2 separate regions of the Homo sapiens genome follow, and region 2 is linked to region 1. Evidence: read pairs that join two places in POLR2A ChIA-PET (ENCODE). Cell type or tissue: K562. All regions are shown on one strand.

Region 1 (2,500 bases):
TTGGCCAAGGCTACACAGCTAGTAAATTGCAGAGCTGGATTCAGACCCACCTCTGTCTCTCCTTCCATTCATTAAACACTTCCTGGGTGCTGAGCCTCGTGGGAGATACTAAAGATGTAACATTGAGCCTGATAGGTTCCCTACTGTCAATCTCTCACCTCCTTGTTGGGAAGCTGGGTCAGATGACTGGTCTAGGACAAAGCTGCTGCTAGACTGGAGTGCCTGAAGGGTCTGGAGGAGGGATGTGGGGTGCAAGCCCTCATGGAAAGCTGGCGTTGGGAGCAGAGCCTGGCGCACCTACGTGGTACCTAGTAAATACCTGTTGAATGAAAGAATACATTTGGGTTTTTTAAGGATGGGAATCATTACCAAAAGGAGAGCAGTGTTTTAGGTTGGCACTTAAAGAGGAGAGATACCCATAAAGTGGTGATTTTCAAAAATGAAATCTTCTGTGGATAAAACACTAAAATTGGTAGTTTATTCATAGAAACCTGCCTTGTAAGTTTACATTTTTAACATATGCTTATTATTGAGTCCATCCAAAAAAACACTTCTACAGGGCCAGGCCAGTTTTGACAGTCTCTCATTTCTGGTTTTCTCTGAGCTCTATGGCACCAAGAAAAGTCCCAGTTCTTAAGAGGGAGGTATATATGGCACTGCAGTGCCAGAACATTCTTGCAGTAAAGCCGAGGTGGCAAGAGAAGCTCTGCCCTGAGTTTCCACAAGAGCCACTCATCTGGCCACGCGGAGGATGCTGTCTGTTGGGCATTGGGATGAGCATGGGTAAATCCACACCCACAGTCCTTACCCATGACCCTGAAATCTACCAAGCTCTGACAACCAAAAGCTTTTTAGGAACCTGTTTGTCACACAACTTGACTTGAAGTGGCATGAGGCTATGATCTTTAATTCTTACCAATGTACCACTTTTATATAAGGGACTTGATCATCTGAGGATTTTGGCATCCCCTGGGATCCTGGAACCAAACTCCCATGGATACTGAGGGACACCTGTACTACTCACATTACTCATACATGTAGTAGAGTATTCATGTATTTGATTACAGGGTATTGTACAAAACCCCTCGGGAATGTTATCTGCACAGTATTACCTTTCTAAAACCCAAAATGTCTTGGATTCCAAAGCACATCTGGCTCCAGGGGTTTCAGAGAAGGGAGTGTGGACTTGTGTCGTTTAATCCTCTTGGCAACTCTTACGACGAGGCAGCTCTTACTTATAGATGGGGAAATGAGGCTCAAAGATGTAGTTACCTGAAGTCACAGCTCTTGGGGGCAGAGCCATTTGAACACAGGACTCTGCAACTCCAATGCCAAGCTGTTACCCACTGCATTGAATTCTTTAGGAAGAGCCCAGCATAATAAGGAACTTGAACTTTAGTCCATAAGCAGTGGAGGAATTACTGAGCTCCTCTGCCTAGGTAGGAGATGGTGGGGGAAGAGGAAACAGAAACTGCAGGAGGTAGTTTGGGGTGCTTACACTCCGGCTGCATCTGCAAAACTGATTGCGGGGCAGGGACTTGAGTATGGGGAGGAGGCTGCTAGAAGACCATCGCAGTGATCCATTCATTCAGTCTAGTCATATGGTGCTAAGAGCTGGTTTTAAGCACAGCAAATATAGGCTGGATCCCTGCAGTCTGTAGGAGGTAAGTATGGGAACACAGTACTTGCCACTGTCAATTAACAAAAAGCGAGCACTTCAGATTGGCTGCTCAGAGGCCCCTCAGGCTGTACTCAAGCTGATTTGAATGGCAAAGAACCTCTGTGGGGAAACTAGCCAGTGCAAAAGCCCAGAGGTGGAGTTAGGAAATAGCTGGTGAGACAGAAGCCTCAGGAGACCTCGCAGCAGGGATTTATGTTGGGGAAGATGATGGGGCAGAGAGGAAGCCAAAGACCAGTGAGGAGGCAGTGGTGTGGGCCAGGCTCAATAAAGGATGGCTGCTTCTGCTGTTTCCTACTTTAGGTCAAAGCTGGTTCTGTGAAGCAGGAGTTTGAAAAGCAAGATGAACTGAAGCGCTCTGCAATGAGGGCAGTGGCTGCCCTGCTGACCATCCCCGAGGTGGGGAAAAGCCCCATCATGGCCGACTTCTCTTCCCAAATCAGATCCAACCCTGAACTTGCTGCCCTCTTTGAAAGCATCCAGAAGGATTCCGCTTCAGCCCCCAGCACAGACTCAATGGAGCTCAGCTAGTCCCCTCAGCACCAAGGTGGGCCCTCGCTTAAGAGAAAGGAGCCCACCCAAGTCCGAGGCCTCCCCATCCCACCATCGCAGGTCTCTACTTTTGCCCTTCCACCATCTCACTGGGGGCCCTGTCGCTCCTGGTCAGGGCTTACAGTGCCTTCTCCAGGGACCCAACTCAAAGGCCCCCAGCCCAAGCTGTGAGGCTGCCAACAGTTGGGCCCCTTCCTTAACTCAGGACAGTCATCCAAAGAAATAGGGTGAGGAAGTTTTCCAGTGACTTCACACTGTACCCCTCCATAG
Region 2 (2,500 bases), 160 kb after region 1:
AAGATCCCCAACCTCATCGGGGAGATGCAAATTCAAACCACAGCAAGAAACCATTACCCACCCACCAGGTGAGTGAAAACGACAAAGACCGACAATGCCCAGTGTGGGGTTGGGGCAAGGCTGTATGCTTGCTTTACAGCCAGTATGTGCCCCAGAGACAGCTCATGCCATGTGTGCTGGGACACAGGTTCAAGAGCAACAGCCCCAAACTGAAAACAACCCATGTGGTCCATCACAGTAGACTGCATACATAAGCTGTGGCCTGTCGATACAATGAAATACTATTTATTTAAAAGGACAGCTGGGCGCGGTGGCTCACGCCTGTAATCCCAGCACTTTGGGAGGCCGAGGCAGGTGGATCACTTGAGGTCAGGAGTTTGAGACTAGCTTGGCTAACATGGCAAAACCCCATCTCTACTAAAAATACAAAAAATTAGCCAGGCGTGGTGGTAGGAGCCTGTAATCCCAGCTACTGGGGAGGCTGCGGCAGGAGAATTGCTTGAACCCGGGAAGTGCAGGTTGCTGTGAGCTGAGATTGCGCCAATGCACTCCAGCCTGGGCGACAGAGCGAGGCTCTATCTCAAAAAAATAAAAATAAAAATAAAAATAAATACAATAAAAATAAAAGAATGAACAGCAACTTATTGCATAGGTGAATCTCGCAGATGCAACTTTGAGCAAAAGGAGCCAGACCTGAACAAATATCCACAGCCTGTTTATATTCAGCTCAAAAATAATAAAAGCAAAATTATATTGTAAAAAGCTGTTCCATAGGTGGTACGACAGGAAGGGCAAGAGGGACATTATTAGCACAAAGTCAGGATGACGACAATCTCTGAGGAGCAGGCTGGGGAGGGGCACACGGGGGCTTTGGGCAATGCTCAGTCTCTTGACCCATGCAGTGGTCACACGCATGTTCTTATTTTTCTTTAAGCTGTGCATGTTTGTCCTTGCACCCTTCTCTATGACAGGTGACCACATTTAAAATAGAAAGGTACATGTGATAAGGGTGGGGAAAGGCATGGACTCCAAGCTGTGACTGCAGAGCCACCAGGCAGCAGCATCCGAGCTAGAAGGGCTCATCTTGCTCTCTTATGTCACAGACAAGAACTGAGGATCAGAGACAGGAAGGAACTTGCCCAACGATGCAAAGCAAGTTAGAAGCCAGCAGGGCCAAGACTAGAATCTAGGTTAGGCAAAGCCCAAACCAAGGCTCTCCTCTCTGGTCTCTTTGGAAGAGTTCTTCCATTGCAAATCACATTTAACACCAACTGGAGCAGATGGGTTGATTTTAGCATTTAGCACTCCAAAATTATTTTGTTTGCTTATGTATTGTGGGTCTCTTGCCACTAGAATAAAAGCTCCCGGAGGGCATGGCTTTCGGTCTCTTTTGCTCCAGTGGTAACCCCAGCACCAAACTGAAAATCTGGCACATAGTAGGTGCTCCATAAATATTTGCTGAATGAGTAAATGAATGGAGCTGATGCTTCTATTTGCACTTTCAGATCCTAGAAATCCCTGGTGGCTTCTGTGATATCCCAAAGGAGAAAACAGAAAAACAACTGTATGATACTGACACACTTTCACAGAATTATCTTCATAACTGCCTTAGGAGGTGGGTACCATCATCACCCCATTTTAAAGAGGAGAAAACAGGGAGGCCTAGTGACTTGTCCAAGGTCATGCACAAAGCTAGGAAGCTGACAGCTGGAATTCGAACCCAGCCCAGCTGCCTTCAAGCACCCCTAGGATCACTGAACTGGAAGCACAGAAAGGCTGAACCCCATCCATGACTCTGAAGCCCCCAAAAGGCTGGCTGGCCCTGGGCCACTCCACACACCTGAGCTTACCACGATCTGTGGGATTCAGTCCCTCTTGTCCTCACCCGCCCTCAACCCTCCTGAGTGCTGGTTCTGACTTCTAAAGTGTTTTTCCGGTCTCTTCCAAACTCGCAGCCCCCAGTAAGGAAGCCTGGGTAGGGATTAGGTCCCCCATGATAAAGATGGGGAAGCTTTGGTTCAGGGAGGGGAAGGGACTTGTCCAGAGCAACAAAGAGTCCGGCTCTCTGACCTAAAGGCCTCCTAAGTTAGAGTGACAGACAGAGACCCCAGCTGCTGCTCAAGGATTAGCCATAAGATGCTCAATTTTCTTCCTGGTTCCTTTTATACCAAACCCTCAGTCCACTTGGATAAGCCCCAAACCTGGTCCTAGTTCAGCATCTGGCTGAGCTAAATAATGAAATGCTCCCATAATACCCCTCGGCACTTGGCTTTATTAAAACACGTTGGCACTTTTAGGATTGTTACAAACCTGTGTTACTATCCTGATAGCTTTCCACCAAGTCCTTGGATCACTGAAAAAATAAATCATTGGCTGTGGGAGTCTTGGAGCTAAAATGGTCCTGCAGGGCATCTCAGCTAACTGAAATTTGTGAATCCTCCACCTGGCCTCACTCCACACACCGATGAGGGAAACTCACTGCCTTCTAAGGCAGCCTGTT

The links. Peaks named below come from ENCODE experiments on the same cell type or tissue, not always from the same donor. Only the 100,000 strongest peaks of a DNase experiment are listed, where the experiment ranks them.
Region 2: POLR2A ChIA-PET joins it to region 1 with 5 read pairs; 7 of 35 experiments call an interaction of 5 or more read pairs at or near these places.

What each region holds. Positions count from the first base shown.
Region 1 is chr3:12,831,774-12,834,273 of GRCh38, forward strand. CAND2 (cullin associated and neddylation dissociated 2 (putative)) reads left to right here. Exons shown (of 15, transcript NM_001162499.2): 15 at 1,982-2,500. The coding sequence ends at 2,209. Among named protein-coding and RNA genes, the nearest start is that of SNORA7A, 7.4 kb to the right of the region's middle. In K562, no CTCF peak of the experiment used is centred here; DNase peaks (open chromatin) are centred at 184 and 1,522.
Region 2 is chr3:12,987,833-12,990,332 of GRCh38, forward strand. The region is part of intron 1 of IQSEC1 (IQ motif and Sec7 domain ArfGEF 1); the gene reads right to left. Among named protein-coding and RNA genes, the nearest start is that of IQSEC1, 84 kb to the right of the region's middle. In K562, no CTCF peak of the experiment used is centred here; no DNase peak of the experiment used is centred here.